Regions from separate parts of the Homo sapiens genome. Here region 1 is linked to region 2. Evidence: chromatin loops called from intact Hi-C (ENCODE). Cell type or tissue: heart right ventricle. All regions are shown on one strand. Each heading gives the region's core, and the rest is flanking DNA. Links, peaks and the distances in the headings are about the cores only.

Region 1 (10,804 bases), core at 890-8,889, 70 kb before region 2:
TTGGGTTTCCCAGCTGAGACTGTTTGGAACCTGGTCGCTGGGGTTTTCCACAAACTAAGCTATCATTAAATATTTCTACCACTGAAGGGGGTCATTAGGTGTGCAAGCCCATTCGATTTAAATTCCTACTTATTTTGGTTGTGGATCTCGATATAGATTTGTGTCCCTAAGGCAGAAAAGAAGATGTTGGCATTTATGGATCTTAAAAATGTATTTTTTTTTCTAAAGATCTTAATGGATAAAGTAACTAGGGCTACAACAAGAGCTGGAAGCTTACACCCAAATATTTTGCCTGAACAATGGCTCCTTGTTTTATTTCTCAGTTAAGAAAAATGCCCAGGGACTGGCCAGGATAAGCAGTTCTTCCCTCATACTCATCCACCTGGCCAAGCAGCAATGTTCAGCTCTGTGGACACTGACAGCAAGAGGAGGTAGGTTGGGAAAGGGCCTGCAGGGCAGGCCTATGGGGAAGACACTGGGCTCAGAGAGCAGCGCCTTTAAAGTACATATACAGCCTGGCCAACATGGTGAGACCCTATCTCTACTAAAAATACAAAAATTAGTCAGGCCTGGTGGCATGCGCCTGTAATCCCAGCTACTCGGGAGGCTGAGGCAGGAGAATCGCTTGAACCTGGGAGGCGGAGGTTGCAGTGAGCCAAGATCGCACCACTGCACTCCAGCCTGGGTAACAGAGTGAGACTCTGTCGAAAGAAACAACAGAACGAACGAACGAAAGAAAGAAAGAAAGAAAGAAAGAAAGAAAGAAAGAAAGAAAGAAAGAAAGAAAGAAAGGAAGGAGGAAAGAAGGAAAGAAGGAAAGAAAAGAAGTAGGCCTGCTAACAGTGTCAGGTCCTCTGGTCTTCAGCAGGGGACAGATGGAAAAGAATTTTAATGGGTCTATGCTGACTGGTGCCATCCCAATTTTATGCCTTATCTTCCTGACATATTTTGCCAGCTTGTTCACAGATATACCCTTTGGTTATATATATATACCTGGGATTCTGATTTAAGCAGGTACCGAACCTTGGACTGTATCAACTCTACTTCGGTTTCATGGACTAGATTCTAGGGTCCAGCCCAGGCTTTCCCAGCACCAATCTTGGCCTGCCCCTGACTTTATCTTGACAGTGTCCCAGTAGTTAAGTTCCCCTGTGAGCCCCTCACTCTGACTCACCTGGAGCTCAGAGGTTTCCCTGTGCTTAGGCCCATCTCCCGTGGTGCCTCTACCTAGAGTCCTTCAGCTGCAGTTTTGGCTTCACTGTCTACTCCTTATTTTTTTGAGGTCTGACCTCAGAGTATCTTAAGAATGCAATATTTAACAAAACATATCCCTCCAAGCTTTGCAATATCCCCTGTGATCCCATTTCATGGGTAAGAAACCAAAATTATTATAGTCGATGAATAATAACCCCACTGATTCACAGGAACATTAAGAAAACCTTGCCAGGCTAAGCAATTCCAGGCAGCCTTCAGCCGCCACCACCGGTGATGAATCACAGAGGCTGCTGCCAGAGATGGGACATTTTGGGACTCTGCACATACAACTTAAGACACAGGATGGGAGTGGAGGTGAGAAAGAGAAGACATAAGATCCGTCCAGGGCAAAGGATTCAAAGGTCACCAGGACTACACTCACCTCCTGAGACCTGGTGACAGCAAAAACATTTCCTCGACGTGACTTCTATTTGGAAGTTGAGGAGACAGTTCAGCCACCTTGTAGAGTATTTTGCATCAGCTAATGCTCCCTGGCCTGACACACTCACAAACTCTGACCCATTTAGATAACCTCCCCTCAACCAAAAAAGAACGCACTTTCACCAGCCCCTGAAAATCTCCCAATGAATTTATCTTTTTAAAATGAGATAATTACACACGAAGCACTTAGAACAATGCCTGGCGCATATTCAGCACTGACTACGTGCTAGCTATAGTTGTTATTTTTGTCTGTGGTCTGAAGACAGATGCAGTGCCACTTGTCTCTTCAGACGCCAGTATCTCAATGCCCCTCTTCACCCGTGCCACACCCAGCCTACCAGGTCTCATTTCATCGAAAAACAAACAACAATAACAGCAACCCTCCCGCCCCCAAGCATTCTAATCAAATACTGCCTCTATATGCTATTCAGATTGCTTTTTTAAAAATGAAAATATACCTCAAAATGAAACAAATCAGGGATGCTTAATGATAGCCAAAATGTAATGTGGGGACCTTGTTTGGGTCCTGAGTCAAACAAAGCAACTATAAGAAGACATTTTAGAGACAATCGGGGAACCTTAATTACAGACTGGGTAGCCATAATACCAAAGCACTGTGGTTACTTTTGTTAGGTGTGATAATGGCATTGTGGTTATTTACTTATTTTGTTTTCAAAAAAAATATTTTGAGAGATTCAGAGGTGAAATAATATAAGGTCTGGAATTTGCTTGAAAGGAGCTCAGCAAATAAAAAATAAACAAAAAAGGGAGGATAGATCAAATAATGTAGCAAAAACTTCATAATTATGGATATGGGGGGTGGGCATATGGCAGTGTCTCCTGTTTTTTTCTCTACTTTACTGAATTAGCTCTCATGCCAAAAACAAAAAAACAAAAAAGGTTGCTGACCAAAAGTTTTTGGCAGTAGAAACTCAAGATTGGTAGGCCATGGGCAACGGATTGAATACTGATAGCAAGGGAGGCCATGAGGGGCGATTGAAACCTGGACCAGAGGTGAACATTACCGGGGCTGGAGGTGGTGAGAGTTTCTGGTGAAAGTGAATTCTGTATCCTGGAGTCTGGGGGAAAGAGAGGGCTGTAAAGTGAGACAGGCCAGTGCTCTGTCAAGAACTGGGGGAAGAGGAGAGAGATCCAACCGAGACACAGGCTGCAGGATTCCACCTCTGCTCGCTGGGTGCCATCCAGGCCATGTTACACCCCCGTTGCTTCTTGGAATGTGCTATCCTGTCTCCAGCAGAGCAGGGCTAGTCTTTGGCTAGTCTTTCCTCTGGAAACAGAGAAAACGTGTAGAGAGAAAAAAATAGAAATTACTGTTTTCTCTGGAGTTCACATGCCCTAAAATGACAAGATTCTCTTAACAGTGCTTTTTAGGAATAGGCATGGTGTGATTGTGGGAGGCTTGGGAAGGGCTGTCTCTGCTCCCAAAATATTTCCCCTCCCTCTTTCTTTACCTAAAATTCTACCCAAACGGGTGAGGTCTTTCTTTTCCACATCTAGAGCTCAGTTTACAGTGTTAAAATTCTTGGCTATGACTGCAGCTTATTCACCCTAATGCAGAAAGGACTAAGATCACGTTCTTCCTTCCCTTGCTGGCAAAAACTAGAGACAGCAGAGGGCCCTGGGAATAGGGAGGATGAAAACAAACTTAAATTATCTACAACGTGGCTGAGCACTGTTTCTCTGAATCTACTGGACAAATAGAAGTGGATGAAGAGTATGCAGCCATGTCTATTCTCAGACGGCACTCTGAAGAAGACTAAAGTACCTACATTCCCTTAATGACTCAGGCATCAGAGACATCTCCTCTCTCCCAGGCCCCACTCAGAAAAAATGTCAGATGCTGAACATATCCATAGCAACCAAGAACACTCCTCGGTGCCACCTTGGCCTCAGTTCCTGAATTTCTGAAATGGATTGAGAGAGAGAGGGAGAGGAGGAGGGGGAGAGGGAGAAGAAGAGGGGAGGAGGGAGGAGGGAGAAAAAGGGGGAGAGAAGAAGAGGGGAGGGGGAGGAGGGGGAGAGGGAGAGGGAGAGGAAGAATCATACTTCTATATTTATCTTTTCCCTCCCTACTCTGGGATTTTATAAAAATTAATAAAATAGTGACTGCACCTGGCCCCCTGGAAGAAGACCCCTTTCTGTGCCGTGGGAATGATGCCATTTTCTTCCCATATTCTCCTCAGATGTCTTTTCCATTAATCACCTGATTTTGAGAAGCATAAAGGAATTTGGTGTCCTTTCTATTTTAGTCCATCATATTATTTTGTAACTCAACCATATTTGTAAAGAAAAGCTAGGTTGTATTCCCACTAACAGTTCAACAGAGCAATGTTCCAAGTGGGTTGTAGTAAAATAATGTTAATCTTTTTCTTGGAGCAGGAAGAAATACAGCAACCCTTTGTCAGTCTTCCACTTGCTGCAAGAAATGGGAATCTTGCAGAAACACTGGACTTGCATAGGCAATGAGAAAGCATTGAAAGAATAGTTCACCAAGAAATGGTAGTTCCTCTTTTACTTTTTTTTTTTTTTGAGACGGAGTTGTGCTCTTTTTGCCCAGGCTGGAATGCAATGGTGTGATCTCGGCTCACCGCAACCTCTGCCTCCCGGGTTCAACCGATTCTCCAGCCTCAGCCTCCCGAGTAGCTGGGATTACAGTCATGCACCACCACACCTGCCTAATTTTGTATTTTTAGTAGAGACGGGGTTTCTCCATGTTGGTCAGGCTGGTCTCAAACTCCTGACCTCAGGTAATCCGCCCGCCTCGGCCTCCCAAAGTGCTGGGATTACAGGCATGAGCCACCGCCCCTGGCCGGCAGTTCCCCTTTTATTTTAATGACACGCTCCCTCTTTTCTTTAGGAATATATCCCTCCTCACCCCCTCAGGCCCTGGTGAGGTTGTCAATCACAGTACCCCATCCCTCTTCTGGCTCCAGTGGGAAATATGCTGACCCAGATTGGCCAATCTGAGTACACCATCATTCTGACCATTGTCATTAGTTCAGGGCAGGCAAATGACCCAAGCCAGTCAATCAGGGCTGTCAAAAGCTGGCACTGCACAATCCAACAGAACTTGTTTACTCTGCAGCAACGTCCTTGCCAGCTCAGGTCCCTGCTGTGATGGACTCCTGGCCTGACTCTGAGGTTTGTTCACACTCTCAGTGCCCAGCCAGGGCAGCTACATGCCGAGGGGCTTCCTGCCTATGCCACACGTTCACCAGAGCACTGCCAAGGTTCCAGGGAAATGGAGCCGACTGGGTTTGTCAGAGCCAGGTCTCAGACAATACTTTTGGATCTGCTGTGGTAGGGATGAACCAGTCCCTCTGAGGAAAGAATATTCCTGTGACGTGTAAGAAATACATATTTGGGCTGGGCACAGTGGCTCATGCCTGTAATCCCAGCACTTTGAGTGGCAGAGGCGGGAGGATTGCTTGAACCCAGGAGTTCATGACTGGACTGGGCAACATAGCAAAAACTGTCTCTACAAAAAGTACAAAAATTAGCTGGGCATGGTGGTACACTCCTGTAGTCCCAGCTACTTGGGAGGCTGAGGTGAGAGGATTGATTGAACCCTGGAGGTCAAGGTTGTAGTGGGCCATGGTTGTGCCACTGCACTCCAGCCTGGTGACAAAGCAAGACCCTGTCTAAACAAACAACAACAACAACAACAAAACAAAAAACAAAACAAAACAAAAAAACAGAGAGAGAAATACATATTTGGTCTCTGCCCTCTGGGGCCCCATGAGTAGACACTGGAAACTTTTAGTCCCATCCTTTGTCCTTCAGGGAGGGGAGAGGAGCTAGAGATTGAGTTAGTAATGCCTACCTAATGAAGCCTCCATACAAATCCCTAAAGTATGGGGTTTGGAGAGCTTTGGTGTTCGTGAGCGAGACTGCACCCACATACTGAGAGGGTGGCAGAACTCGTTCATGGAGACAGAAGATTCCTATGCTCAAGACCCTTCCAGACCTTGCCCTATGTGTCTCTTCATGTGGTTGTTTGTTTGTATTCTTTAATATGTCCTAATAAACTGGTAATCTAGTAAGGAAACTGTTCTCCTGAGTTCTGCAAGCTGCAATAGCAAACGGTCAAACCTGTGGAGAGGGTCCTGGGAACCTCTGATCTGGAGCCAAGTCAGGCAAAGTTGTGGGTAAACTGGGGACTCACCACTTGCAGTTGACATCTAGGGTAGGGGGCAGTCTCATGAAATCATGCCCTTAGCTTGTGAGATCAGATGCTAACTTCAGGTAGATAGTGTCAGAATTGAGTTGACTTGTGGAACACCTGGTTGGTGTCTTCTGAGAAGTGAGGAATAGGTGTTGGGAAAAAAATCCCACACATCTGGCGTCAGAAGTGCTCTGTAGTGAGCATGAGTATAGGGAAAAACAGTTTATTTTTTCTATATAACCCCCAAAGAGAGACTCACCAGGACAGAAGGAAGATTTGGAGCTGGTTACCCGGGCTTTGTGCTGAGATCCAAAGATTTTTCAGCTGGGCCGCAGTGGCTCACGCCTGTAATCCCAGTGATTTGGGAGACCAAAGCAGGAGGATTGTTTGGCTGCAGGAGTTTGAGACCAGCCTGGGCAACATAGTGAGACCCCCATCTCTACAAAAAATTTTAAAACTTAGCCAGGTATGGTAGTGTGTGCTTATAGTGTCAGCTGCTTGGGAGGCTGAGATGGGAGGATTGCTTGAGCCTGGGAGGTTGAGGCTGCAGTGAACCATGATCATACCACTGCACTCCAGCCTGGGTGACAGAGCAAGACCCTGTCTCAAACCAAACAAACAAACAAAAAATAAATAAATAAAGATATTTGAGCTAAAAGTATCATTGATTGGCTTTGGCAGATCATAAAAAGACCTATATTACCCCTTCCCCCAAGGTAACAGATGCTTGTGCGCAGCCACAGCTGACTAACCAGGCAGGGACTATACAAGAGAGAAAAAAGATGCTGCAGAATGACCTTAGTCACCTCTAGACATATGATAGATAGGCTGTCATAACTTTTAAGCACCTTTCTCAAGGCCCACAGTGTTATACCACACTGTTTCCATCTGAATGCTTCAGAGAACAGGTTTCAAGCAAGACAACCTGGTACCCAGAAGTGGAGGCAGGGCACTCTTAACCAGCATGCACCTGGCATGAGAAATACTCTAGGATTTTCTATACAGCAGATTAAGAAATATGGGGATCCCAGTTGGGTTAAGAATTAAGTGCCTTTCCAATTGACTTAGTGCTGGTGAGGGGTGACAGTGGGGAAAGGTGTTGTCTTATTTTCACTGAAGCACATGGTCTACTTCACTGAAGTAAGGCCAATTTGCATTTTTTCCAGTTATATATGGAGTCTTGTATTGGACTTAGCTGGCACTGTATTTCTACTTTATTCTTTTTTTTTTTTGAGACAGAGTCTTGCTCTGTTGCCCAGGCTGCAGTGCAGTGGCGTGATCTCTGCTTACTGCAATGTCCGCCTCCTAGGTTCAAGCGATTCTCTTGCCTCAGCCTCCCAGGTAGCTGGGATTACAGGCACCCGCCACCATGCCCAGCTAATTTTTTTTTTCTTTTTCTGAAACGGAGTCTTGCTCTGTTTCCAGGCTGGAGTGCAGTGGTGCGATCTCGGCTCACTACAGCCACCATCTGCCATCTGCCAGGTTCAAGCGATTCTTCTGCCTCAGCCTCCTGAGCAGCTGGGACCACAGGTGTGCACCACCACGCCCAGCTAATTCTTGTAACTTTAGTACAGACAGGATTTCACCATGTTGGCCAGGGTGGTCTTGAACTCCTGACCTCAAGTGATCCACCTGCCTCGGCCTCCCAAAGTGCTGGGATGACAGGCATGAACCACCGGGCCTGGCCATCTACTTAATTCTTAAAAGTGGTCTTTAGAAATTGACTCCTAAGGCAGCTGTCCTGCCTGCCCCTCAACCCAGTTCTGCATCTGTGCCATTGCTTCTGTGCACCCTCTCTGCTTCCCCAACCTTCTTTAAATAGGTCATGCTATCTCCCACCAGAGGGCAATGGAATGAGTGTGTTAAGAATAGAATTCTGCAGATAAAGCCCACTCTGATTTTTTCACTGTTACCTGCTGTGTGTTTGGAGCCTGCTTGCCCATTGACCTGAGGCCTCACACCACTAGGCCTTTCCAGTGACTGCCTCACTGAGACCCTTTTGGATTTTCAATCCTGTAATGCTAATGAAAGCTTTATCCAATTGATGGCATCCCACTAATAACAATGTTGGCATGCATGGCCCTTTCATCTCCTCTTGGCTAGTGATAAAATAGTCTGCGATTCCAGCTGGAAACGATTTTGACTCAAGGGGTTTCTTGGCCAGAGGTAAATTGTTTCTTTATATCTATACTGGTGGCCATCTGAATTGTATAAGTTTAAACGTTTTTCTGTCAAAGAAAATATCTCAGATATAAAGTGTGACTTTTGGCTAAGGTATTCTAGGAGACAGAGAATGGTATCCAGGTTGGATTACTTAATATAAAAATAGAATCATATTCTCTTACTTGCATTTTTCTTCAAGCCATTTTGTTGACACACAGTACCAAAAGCATTTCAGAGGTCAGTAGCAGGCATCTGAATACCCTCAAATGAAGCAACAACAAACAATCAACTAGTAAATACTATTTTTAAGGGATTTTTTTTTGAGGTGGAGTCTTGCTCTGTCACCCAGCCTGGAGTGCAGTTGTGTGATCTCGGCTCACTGCAACCTCCGCCTCCCGGGTTCAAGCGATTCTCCTGCCTCAGCCTCCCGAGTAGCTGGGATTACAGACGTGTGCCACCATGCCTGGGGAATTTTTGTATTTTTAGTAGAAAAGGGGTTTCACCACGTTGGCCAGGCTGGTGTCAAACTCCTGACCTTAGGTGATCCACCCGCCTCAGCCTCCCAAAGTGCTGGGATTACAGGCATGAACCACTGCGCCCGGCCTAAGGGATTTTAAGGCAGCAAAAAACCCAGTTTCAGGCTCTGCCTTCTTAAACACAGCCATATAAGACAGATTAGGATAAAAAAATATAGACCCATATTCATTTAAGATATGCAGATAGAAATTGCCAAGTATTAGTGCCATGCACAGGGTTTAAGGTGACCAATTGCCTCAGTTTTCCCAGTACTGTCTGGGTTTTAGCACTGTAAGTCCCACATCCCAGGAAACACCTTGGTCCCAGGCAAACTGGAACATTTGGTCACCCAAGAGCAGGCCAAGTCACAGAACTCAGGCCATGGCCAAAATGAATAGACTGTTCAGGTATTTTTATGGTTGATGTATATTATTTGTCTCAATTTATTTGTGTCTTAGTAAAAGAAGGGTTAAAATCTGAACCTCACGCTCAGAATTGTTGTAAGAAACTGCCTCAATTAGTCACTAGGCAATTTGCAAATGTGAGATGGTATGAAATTATAAATAATAGCTTGGAGTGATTTTAATGTAGCTAGTAGACCTAACCTGGCTGATGCCAAGGGTCTCGCTGTGTAACTATTAGAGCTTTGCCTATGAAGAAAATCTAGTCCATTGTGAGCAATTTCACATTTCTTTCGTTCCTGCTAATGCTAGGCCACCTCTCAGGACAATCCAGGGCAACCTTGGCTCCAATTTTGTCTAACCCGGCTGGATGCAGCCAAATTATGGGCTTCTTTTTAGGTGGAGCATATTTTTGTGGGCTGTGGGAGACCTGTAATTCTTTTTTTTTTTTCCCCTCGTGCAAACCATTTATAGCTTTGGGTGATGTAAAATCCACAGGGTGCCTACAACAGTGTCACGCAACCAAAGGGCTTCCCACATGATCCATCTGGGACACAGTGGAGCCAGGGCCTCACCCAAGTCTCTGTCCATCCACTTTCAACTCCTCCTGCCCTCCTCCCCCAATCTCCCAAGTGGGGCAGCAGCCCACAGAGCCTTTTACTTCTTTCACCCGCTTGTGGTTCAGCGGCTTCAATTATCAGCCAGGTTTTCTTTTCATCGACAGAGCTATTGTTTGATGCTGTGCATTCATCCATCCATAAGCACCTCAAATCTGTCTGACTTGCTAGTTTCAGAACCATGGCAACAGCACAGCTTTGTGCAGGAGTCCTAGATTAGGAAGCAAAACCTCATTTTTAGGTCCAGCTCTGTCATAGCCTTGCTGAGATGTCTCAGGCAAATTGCCCCACCTCTCAGGACTTCCGTGTCCTCATTTATTAAATGAGAGGTTTGGATTAAATTAATTCTAAAGCACCTATAGCCTCTAAAATTCTATGATTCAATATAAGAGTGCTAACTGGCAGGGAAAATAGGAAAGAGAGGGAAGAGATTAAGAGATACAAAGCCCAGTAAGGTGGAAGCCAGGGCTAGCGCAAGATGCTCAGTCAAAGGGCTGGCCAACCACTTACTGTTTAGAACAGAAATATGTGCTACTGGATTCTAAGGAGTTTGTTGGGCTATGGTGTGATTTTACTCTTTTCCCATCATCATCCAAAACTTTTAGTCAAAGGGCTACCCAACCAGCCTTCCCTTGGGGCTAATATGGAGCAAAGCTTACCGTGAAGTAAACAAAGATAACAGTAAAAAATTGGTTCTGGCCGGGCGTGGTGGCTCACCCCTTTAATCCCAGCACTTTGGGAGGCCGAGGTGGGTGGATCACAAGGTCAGGAGATGGAAACCATCCTGGCCAATATGGTGAAACCCTGTCTCTACTAAAATACAAAAAAAAAAAAAAAAAAAAAAAATTTAACTGGGCACGTTGGTGCGCTCCTGTAGTCCCTGCTACTCTGGAGGCTGAGGCAAGGGAATCGCTTGAACCTGGGAGGCGGAGATTGCAGTGAGCCAAGATCATGCCACTTCACTCCAGGCTGGCGACAGAGCGAGACCCTGTCTCAAAAAAAAAAAAAAAAAAAATTGGTTCTAAGGAAACAACCCAGAAACCTATTAAATTGAAATCTATTTACAAATAGCTTGTTTTCTCAGAACATAAAAAAAAAAAACTGCAATTCGATACATCTCAACAGGAGACCCTGCGTTTAGCAAACAGTCCTACAAATGCAGATTCTTGGAAATTACTACACATGGCATGGCTGTACTGAGAGGAAGCAATGAAGCAGACATCATC
Region 2 (10,804 bases), core at 1,941-9,940:
TATTGATTATGAATAATGGTACAATGAAAATCCCCATGCATATTTCTCTGAGACAGACACTCTAGTGTAAAGAGAGCACTTTATCTGAATCCCTGCATAGCAACTTCCTAGTTAAGCCAGTTGCTTATCCTGTTTCTTCATCTGTAAAGTAGAAAAGGAATAGAAAACTCTCAGGGATAATGATTAATATAAATAAAGCAGTTAGATGGGGATTGACACATGGCATGTGTTCAGTAAATATTGTTAATATTATATGTAAATGTTTCTATAGTTTAGATTACTAAAAACAGATTTTTGGGTCAAGGTATTTATATTTTAAAAATATTGCTGGGCCCGGACATGGTGGCTCATGCCTATAATCCTAGCACTTTGGGAGGCCAAGGCAGGCAGATAACCTGAGGTCAGGAATTCAAGACCAGCCTGGCCAACATGGGGAAACCTCGTCTCTACTAAAAATATAAAAATTAACCGGGCGTGGTGGCACAAGCCTGTAATCCCAGCTACTTGGGAGGCTGAGGCAGGATAATTGCTTGAACCTGGAAGGCAGAGGTTGCAGTGAGCCAAGATCTTATCACTGCACTCCAGCCTGGCGACAGAGCAAGACTCTGTCTCAAAAAAAAAAAAAAAAATTAGCCTGGCGTGGTGGCGCACACCTGTAAATCCAGCTACGCGGGAGGCTGAGGCGGGAGAATCGCTTGAACCTGGGAGGTGGGGGTTGCAGTGAGCCAAGGTCGCGCCACTGCACTCCAGCCTAGGTGGCAGAGTGAGACTCCATCTCAAAAAAAAAAAAAAAAATTTTTACTAATTGCCCTCCAATAAGGTTATACCAGCAGGAATGAGAATGTCAATTTTCCCACAGCTTGGCCAGTTCTGGAAATTATTAAGCTTTTTTTTGTTTGTTTTTAAGAGACAGGGTCTTGCTTTATTTTCCAGGCTGGAGTGCAGTGGCACAATAATAGCTCAGACTCCTGCACTCAAGCAATCCTCCTGCCTCAGCCTCCTGAATAGCTGGGACTACACTTATTAAGCTTTTTAAGTTTTAACTTTTGTCTATCTCATAGGTAAGAATGGCATCTTGTTGTTATGATTTTCATTTCTCTAAATTACAACTGAAGTTAAGTATCTTTTTATTTTTTTGAGACAGAGTCTCACTCTTGTGGCCCAGGGTGGAGTGCAGTGGCACGATCTTGGCTCACTGCAACCTCCGCCTCCCAGGTTCGAGATTCTCCTGCCTCAGCCTCCCCCGAGTAGCTGGGATACAAATGCGTGCCACCATGCCTAGCTAATTTTTTGTATTTTTAGAAGAGACGAGGTTTCACTGTGTTAGCCAGGATGGTCTCAATCTCCTGGCCTCATGATCCGCCTGCCTCGGCCTCCCAAAGTGCTGGAATTACAGGTGTGAGCCACCGTGCCCGGCCTGAGGTTAAGAATCTTTTAATATATTTATTGACTACTTATATTTCTCCTACTGTGAAATACCTATTTACATCTGAGGCACACTTTTCTACTGATTTGTAGACTCTATGTATAGTTACTAGCTTTTTGTTATGTATTTTGATACCAGTTTCTCTTAGTTTGGTTCTTACCTTTTAACTTTTTCCCTCAGAAAGAGTTCATCACAGTGAGCCATGAACTTTGTCCTCATAATCACTCAAGTTCTCAGGCTGATGGAGCAACTGCTATTTTGATAATTTCTGGTTACCTTTCTGGAGGGAAGAGACTTCTGGAAGGTCTCTCATTGGCCACTGAAAGCTCAACCTAGAAATGACACAGATTACTTCTGCTGACAGCTCATGGGTTAGAACTGGTCACATGGCCCCACCCAACCACACGGGGATCAGGAAGTATAATCTTAGCTTGAGCCCAGAAGGTGAAAAGCTGGAAATGTTCTGTGAGCAGCTTGAGACAGATGGAAACAAGAGAAGAAACAGTGGAGTGGTAACGGAAGTGTTGACACGACTCCAGATATTAGGCAAGAAGGCTGTGATCAAGTAACAGAGAATTAATTTCAGTTGTGTTAGAAAGATGTAGCTTCAGGATGGTATTTCATATGAAGTAACTCTGGAACAGGAATCCAAGAAGGGCCACATTTTCTGAAATGTTTCTGAAGCTGATAGGGTTCTTAACATTTAAAGAGTGAGCATTCAAAGAGTGTTTTTGCTCATCAGCCATTGATTTAATCCTGATGTGAGGAGTTTATATAGATCATCCAAATATTAAGCCACCAAGCCAGACGGTATTTTGAATGCATTTGGGGAATGGCAGAACTGTCTGTTCTTGACTAAGTGCCTACCCAACCCCCATCCTCTGTAAGCGCTCTTAGTATGTGTGTGTGCACTTCGGGGAGAGAAAAATCAATACCTTCTTGGATAGGTGGAAATTGAGCTATGTCAAGGCATACACGCATTGTCTGATAGCATCTTTCTGCCAGGAATCTAATATATTGATCAAATTTCCCTAGCAGGACAGCCATGCAATATACAATAGCAAGACAGGCTAATGGTAGGAATGTTGGCTATGCATTCCTTTTGAAATAGTTCCTTCACCCAAGAAAACAAAGCTTGAGATCTCCATGCAAGGCACTGCCCCTCCTGATGAGTGCCTTAATCTCTTTGCAACGTCTGGCAGAGGTCACAAACAACACGCTCTCCTATCTGTTTCTGTGGTTCACCTGCTCCTCACTGAGGGTGAGAAATGATCTTCTCAGTTGGAACACTCCTGTCAAACACAGTGTTCTGCCCCTTTCTCTTGTTTGTGTCCACATCTTCCTCCATGGTTCTTTATTTTAACTTTTTTAGACAGTCTCACTGTGCCACCCAGGCTGGAGTGCAGTGGCATGATCATGGCTCACTGCAGCCTCGACCTCCCAGGCTCAAGCAATCCTCCCACCTCAGCCTCCTGTGTAGCTGGGACTACAGGTGGTCCCACCATGCCCAGCTAATTAAAAAAAAAATTATTTGTAGAGACAGGGTTTCACCATGTTGCCATGGTGGATGTACCCATCTGGTTTCCAACTCCTGAGCTCAAGTAATCTGCCTGCGTTGGCCTCCCAAAGTGCTGGGATTTCAGGCATGAGCCATCACCCCCAGCCCCTCCCCTCTTCTTTGAACCAAAGCAACATTTCCTTTCTTCCCCAGCAACAGCAGCAAATATGTGGGTGGCTATTTGGCTGCAGCTCTATGTAGCTATAGAGGCTGTACCTTTGCATTGTGCCCGTGCTGTTTTGACTGTTGTTAATAACTTTTGTTTCTTGTTGTTGTTAAAATGATGAGAAGAGGAAAAGAGCTCTCTGCCTTGGGCCTTTCAAATATGCTCATGCTCATTCCTATCTTAGAATGATGACACAGAAGCACAAGGGGCATTGGCTGACACTCTGTTCATCGATGATAGGCCTGCCTTCAGCTGCTAAAGAGGAAGTGACATGGAGAAGCAGAGAGGAGGATGTGCCTGTATTTTTAAATAAACTGCCTTGTGATGCAGAAGGCCTGTGAAACATTTGAGATATTGAACCCTAGATACATGGAAAATTACTCACATGATTTTGTATTTTTTTCCCCCTAATGACTCCAGTAATCCAAAGGAAGATTATTCCGGTTAAATGACTCATGTAAAACACGTTTTTCAACTGTATCTTGGGCAAAGACGAATCTATTCAGAGATAACAATTTATTATTTAACGTTTTGACAGGTCTACAGAAGTACAAGTCAATTGAGTCCAAATAAAGAACTGTGCTATTTTTAACGACTTCTAGATGTTCTCGGCAGAAGCAAGGCCAGGTTTTGTTAGAGGAAAGAACAGGTTTATGGTTTTTTCCTTCAGGTTTTCACATAAGATTTGATAATCAAAATAATATTTTAAAGGCAAAGTCAAGAAGTAACCTTGGTAATGTTTATGAAAATATGATGAAAGGTTTAGCAAGAAAAAAAAATGAGTAATGTGAAAACTAACTATACCCTGGAACTAGAAATAGATGCATCTGTTAAAAGAGAAAAAATTGTAATATTTTTACTACCTCATTTCTATTATTGCATAGATTGTTGGAGGATTATGTACTTTATAATATGCTTTTCCTTTCCCTAAACAAAGCCATCCCATCCTTTATAGATGAAAAATACCATCCTATTTGAACTTTATCATTCAAATGTACAACAAATCTAATATAGGATTTTAATATTTTTACAATGTTTTCAAACATTTTAGAACTGTTATTTTACTTGATAAACATGCATTATTATCAGGTAGGTAGGCATGATTATTATTCCTGTTTTATTAAGGAGGCAATGAAGACCAAGGTCACATAGCAAAGTAATAATAAAATTGTAACACAGTTCTTTAGACCAAAAACTAATCATATTTTTAGGCGTAAACTTATCTTTATTTTCTTTCTTTTCCCGGCACTGAGTTAAGAGTACATAGAAGTCTTTGAAAAGTTTTGTTTGATGTATAATTTTTAAAATCTTTCTTCTGAAAGAGTGATAAATGAGGGTTTTGTTCCCTTTGGGGTGAAAATTGATATTATATTGCACTTTGAATGCCCAAAGGGAGTGAATTGGCCCAATTTTGCCTTATACCACTTTCCAATACCTTCACTTGGAGTGACTTACACTGTGGTTAATTGCAGTTACAATGAAGAGATTAACATGGGAATGTCATAATAATTGAATCTAAAGAAGACATAATTTCAAAATAAGAGCTTGAGTAATAATACCATTGTGTAACAATCTGATTTCCATCCCTCTTATTTTTCCTATATTATGCAGTTTAGTTCTTTACTATCATGTGTTTCATGTTTGTTCGGTTTTACCAACACATCATTAGTAAATTGAATGTAGGGCTTCTCATTTCTTTTGTAATCCTACATCTAAAAGATTTTAGTCTTTAGAATCCTCTTGAAATGTTCTCCATTTAAAATGGAGAAATAGTTCATGCTCTCTCATCTAAGTAGGAGCTAAAATCTAAAAAATAAATAAATAAAATAGTCCATCCTCTATTATTATTATTGAATACTGAATTTGTTAATTATTATTTATTTTTTGAGATGGGGTTTCACTATTGTCGTCCAGGCTGGAGTGCAGTGGCGTGATCTTGGCTCACTGTAACCTCTGCCTCCTGGGTTCAAGTGATTCTCTAGCTTCGACCTCCCAAGTAGCTGGGATTACAGGCACACGCCACCATGCCTGGCTAATTTTGTATGTTTAGTAGAGACAGGGTTTCACCATGTTGGGCAGGCTGGTCTCGAACTCCTGACCTCAGGTGATCCACCCACCTTGGCCTCCCAAAGTGCTGGTATTACAGATTATAGGGTTTTTTTTTTTTTTTTTTTGAGACAGAGTCTTGCTCTGTCACTCAGACTGGAGGAGTTCAGTGGCGTGGTCTCAGCTCACTGCAACCTCCGCCTCCAGGGTTCAAGATATTCTCCTGCCTCAGCCTCCTGAGTAGCTGGGATTACAGGCACCCACCACCACACCCCGCTAATTTTTTTGTATTTTTAGTAGAGATGGAATTTCACTATGTTGGCCAGACTGATTTTGAACTCCTGACCTCAGGTGATCTGCCTGCCTCGGCCTCCCAAAGTGCTGGGATTACAGGCATGAGACACTGCGTCCAGCCTGAATACTGTGTATTTATTGCCTGCCCTTCATGTTGATTTTATTATGTTCTGAAATTTTCCATGCCCATTCATTCATTTCTTCGTTTATACATCTATACATCTAGTACAGCCAACATGTATTGTACTCCCATAATACCACGTTATGTTGTAACTACTTGTTTCTCCTTCTAGATTTGAACTGTATGGAACAGAGACTGTATGTCTATAATCTTTTCATCTGAGGAAGTGCTTAGTAGATCATAGGTGCACAATGAATGTATTTTGATAAATGGCATCTAGTAGAATGCCACGTACCTGGCAGGTAATGATTAAATGCTCTCTACTGGCGAAGACAACACTGCTTTCTTTTACTTTCTGTTTTCATCATTTTTCTCATAAATGAAAAGTTTGAAATATTTGAAAAAATAAAACTCTACCTTTTGACTGGAGTTTAAAATTTCATTACCATGCAAGATCCTATTTAGATAAAACAAACAACCTATTTGGGAGGTGGGTGAATATTGAATGCCCCTGAAGCATTAAATATTTTATCAATATGCATGATTTTTCAGTAGATTGATATATGCATAATGGCAAGAAACCTTAGGTGGGAATCAATATGTACTATATTTTAAATCCTAGTAGAATAAACAGAAAATGATGAAAAAAGCAGTGAATAATTATTTCTATGTTCATTTAAAATTCTGCCTCTGGTTAAACTGAGCAGCCTTTTCAAAATCATTGGAACTGTAATAACATGCCATTAAATGCTTCTGCTTGTTCAGTTTTTCATTTGCAAAGGTAATCCATGCTTTAAAACCTGGAAACCTTTGAAATATGCATCAGGCAGGAGGCTGGTGTGGAGATTGCCTTAAGGTCAGGGCTTTCAGCTCCTTGGTTGCTGAGTCTGAGGTTTTCGCCAAAGGCCACGAAATAGCCCTTCATTAACGGGTTCTTGGCGGCAAATATAATTAACAGCTAGCCATAGATCAGAATGTTGTAAAGGGATAAATGTCTCCTGTGGTGTGAAAATAGGACCAAAGACGCTGATCCTATGACAAGAGTCCTATACACTCATCACCCTATAGTTGGTGGGGATTTGATTTAACGAAATGGTTTGGGATAAAGCACCTTTGTAATGGTGGTGGTTTCTGACACATAGCACAATCATTTGTGGTTCTGGCCTGTATAGAGCGCAGCTGCTTGACTCCACATGTTGGCAATTGCTGTTTTACCAAAGCCTTTCCCAAGGACTCTCATGGCAGGCCAGTTAGATGCATGTTTGCACAGGTGGTAAATCGGCTGTTTTCCCTGGAAGTTATCATCTTCTCTTTCCAGTTTTTCCGTAGAGGGTCACTCAAGGGTGACAAGAAGTTTACTGCTCCTTGAAGGCTCAGTCTGCTGTCGCCAGGGCTGCCAAAACACAGCCTCAAAGAGACAATGATTTGAACCTGGTTTGCTGACTGCTGTCTCTAGACTCCCTGGCACCACTCAGTTGGGGGAAGAAAAAAAATATACCTGGTAGCATTCAAGTCTAGAATTGTAATGAAGTTAGGGTGTCCAGATGTATCTTTTTAAAGGGATTAACCCAGTGTTCCCGGAAGCCTTTTGAGGATAATAAATTTACTTTCTCCAAAGGAGATAGGAATAGGAAATCTTTTATTGTGCTCATAGAGATTAGATTTTTTTGATAATCAGACCCTTACTAAGTAGGGAGGAGGTAGCTGTTTGTGTTACATAAACACACCCAAGTAGACCTTTATTTTCACCTTGGTCATTAGTGCATGAGTCTCTTATGCCAAGGTCCCATGAGCATACCAATTACACTTTGCTGAAGTCTGCTGTAACACGGTTAGATGGTGTGTTTAAAAGAAAAATTTAGAACCATCTTGGGCTGGGAAGGAGGGATTTTGAAATGCTAATATTTGCCTTTGCAAGATTATATACTGCTGATAACCCCTTCCTTCTATCATGGAACTCCCTCCTCTTTTGGCTCGACCATTTGCCAAAAGCTCTTTTCACACCCTTGACACTAGTCAAACTGGATTCCTTGCCATTTCTGGAACACAATATCAAATAAATATTTATCAAGTCCATGTTATGTGCCAGGTATGATGTTATGTGTTCTATATACACAGACGTTCTTCAAGGTGATTAGTTATTACTTGTTATTTCATTCAATCAAAAAATGCTTAATGAGCACCTACTATCTGTCAGGTATGTGCTAAGAAGGGAGGGTGTGGCTATAAATAGAGCAGATATGTTTCCTGTCCTCATGAAACTGACAATGTGGCAGAGGAGATAGATATTTAATAATATTATAATATGGAGGATGGGAAGATATGAGACAGAGCAAGGAGATCTGACGCTGAGGAAGGGATGTTTATACTGAGTCATGAAGGAATTATAGGAATCGGCCGAATATAAAGGGTGGTAGTGAATGCTGGGACTGAGGGAGGAGTCTAGAGGCATGCAGGCAAGATCAGAGAACAGAACAGGACTGCACCACCAGCACTCTTGGTTCAAATCCTGGCTTGTCATTACTTTCCTTGTACTTTGGGCAAATCACTTAACTTCTGTGCCTCCGTTTCCTTATCGTTAAATGGTGATAGCAATAGTACTAATCTCATTGTTGCCCTGATAAATGAGTTGCTATATGCCCAGTTCACAGTAAGCATTATGTGAATGTTATTATTTTAATGAGGAAGTGACAGTATTTTGAGTTACCCTCTAGCCTAGAGTGTAGCATGTTGGAAGAACAGAGCAGAGTAAGAGGTGAGGTTAGAAAAGCTGATAGAGCTTGGATTATGAGGGACCCAGCCTGGAGAGAAGTCTTGAAAATATGTGAAGGATTTTCTTGATCGGTACGGCAGTAGGAAATCACTGAAACAGTTTAAGCAGAACAATGACACAATGAGGCTTGTATGGGCCAAGCTGGTGGTCATGGAGAGAAGCAAAAATGTGTGGCTTGGCAAGCTATCTGATAGATAGACTTAACATTTGCTTATGGATTGAAAGTGTGAATGAGGAAGAGGGAAGAATAAAGAATGACGATCTGGACTAGAAAAGTGCTTTTTTGTCCAAATAACAGGGAGGAATCCACGAGAGCTGTGGGTACACGCGGGTTGATAGGTTTAGTGGTGACAGTTGAGGGATATTTTTTCTAAGGTTTTATATTTGTTCAGTGCTAGGAATGCCCTGCTGGGGATGAGCTGAGAAATGGGGGTGGTGGAGGTTTGAGGAACCACAATTTAGAACACATCGTAGTGAATAGGAGAGGGCATTTACTAGGGAAACCAAGGCAGGGTGAAGGACTCCGGTGAGGTTGGTGATATTTACTTTTTAGTGACACCAGATTGCCTAGGTGTGAGGTTTTCTCAGCAGCTTTCAGCAGATCTTAGATGCAGAGGAGATGAGCAGCTCAGAGCTCGAGGATCAGGATAATCAGATGATAATATTACTGACATTATCCAACATATATTGAAGCCTTAACTAGGTGCCAGGTACTGTTTTAAGAGCTTTACAGACATTATCTCATTTAATTAGATGCAGGCTGGTCTTAAAGTTGCATGAAATGTACTAGTTAGTGGCACATTGGCCAAATTCAAGTCGACAAATAAAAACTTAGCTCTTTGGCATGTTTATTTTTATAGTTTTATATGTAAGCTGTGTTTCTGTGACTTCGCAAATCTATGGGGGAAAATTAGGGTCAAAATGACTCTGTCCTATTCACTCTGAAAAACTCTCCTGAAATTCTGTGTTAGTTCCCCAGGACCGCTGGAGCAAAGCACCACAAACCCAGTGGCTTAAACCAACAGGAAGTGATTGTCTCACAGTTCTGGAGGCTAGTCTGAAATCAAGGTGTCAGCAGGGCCATATTCCCTCTGAAACCTGTAGAGGAGGCCCCGTCCTTGCCTCTTCCTAGCATCTGGTAGTGGTTGCCAATCCTTGGCACACCTTGGCTTGCAGCTTCATCACTCCAGTCTCTGCCTCTGTAGTCACGTGGCATTGTCTGTGCATCTCTGTCTTCACATGGCATTTTAATCTTCTTATAAGGACACCAGTAATATCGGACTGGGGCCCACCCTAATGGCCTCATCCTAACTTGATTACATCTGCAATGACCTTATTTCCAAATAAGGTCACATTCTGAGGTACTGGCAGTTAGGCCTCTAATATATCTTTCCAGGGCACACAATTCAACCCATAATAAATTCCTTCCAATTAGTTCTGAAAGTGCCCAGGACCGCTCCTGGGTGGTCACAAGCTGGTATTCTTTGTTTCCGCATGCACTTCCCCTTTCCTGTTTTGGTTTCTTACAGCACTGTCTCCCTTCCTGCTGCCAAGGTCAATATACTGCTGCAAATGCTTCCCAAGCTGCAAAGAAGCATCAGAGGGACAATGCTCACCAAAAGTACCAGGGGCTTCTTGATGCTATTGCAGCCTGGTCTCCAGTCCTGTGCCCTCTCTGATCCAAGCTATAGGTTGTTCTGCTGTGTCAATTCTGAGTTCTCACTTGCTCCACATTGCAACCTGCCCGCCTTCCCATTAGTCCCCAGTCATTTTGTCGATTGCAAAGTAGTGCTCTACATTATGCTTTGTTTTTGTCCACTCCTCTGATTGTCCCTAAGCTCCACTGGACTAGGGGACAATCAGAATGACAGATGCTGTCTGGGACTTAATTATCCCTCCTGCTGATACTGACCTTGAACCAAACTTGTGAGCCTCACTTCTCTTTTCCCCCGGTATGATGGCTATTATGGGGCCTCTTGGTACAAATAAACTTCTGCTATACCTGGACATGTCCTGAAATATTAACAAGCATCCTAGGGTAAATGCAACTTAGTTTCTCAAGCCAAGACTATAGCTTCCCATGATATATTTAAATTAATTATACCACAAAATATTTAACCACAGCATGAGGCTTATCATCAATAACTGTTGGATTGGGCTATCAACTGGGACTGCTGCTGAAGATATAAAATATCATCTTCTGCCCAAGTAGAAAGGGCTTTCTCTATGCCCCTCACATTTAACGTCTACTCTCCTTCTTTTTCCAGGCCTGCTGAATAAACTGAGATGTTTGATTTCAGTCCACAGCCCCTTCTAGTCAATGATAGCCTCTCATTGCGTGTAACATAACCATGCCCAGTAATATTCAGCTGTAGCACATCTTGCTTTCTTTTTCTTGTGAGAGCTCCTATCATTAAAGT

Evidence for each region. A loop is a pair of places that touch in the nucleus more often than their neighbours do. Peaks named below come from ENCODE experiments on the same cell type or tissue, not always from the same donor. Only the 100,000 strongest peaks of a DNase experiment are listed, where the experiment ranks them.
Region 1: a loop joins it to region 2, with 2.0 times the contacts of the local background. A loop is called at or near these places in 13 of 110 quality-filtered maps.

What each region holds. Positions count from the first base shown.
Region 1 is chr1:180,539,443-180,550,246 of GRCh38, forward strand. No RefSeq gene overlaps it. Among named protein-coding and RNA genes, the nearest start is that of OVAAL, 14 kb to the right of the region's middle. In heart right ventricle, for the core only: no CTCF peak of the experiment used is centred there; no DNase peak of the experiment used is centred there; H3K27ac peaks cover 7,800 bases.
Region 2 is chr1:180,608,090-180,618,893 of GRCh38, forward strand. No RefSeq gene overlaps it. Among named protein-coding and RNA genes, the nearest start is that of XPR1, 19 kb to the right of the region's middle. RefSeq lists a cis regulatory region at 2,323-2,809. In heart right ventricle, for the core only: no CTCF peak of the experiment used is centred there; no DNase peak of the experiment used is centred there; H3K27ac peaks cover 4,153 bases.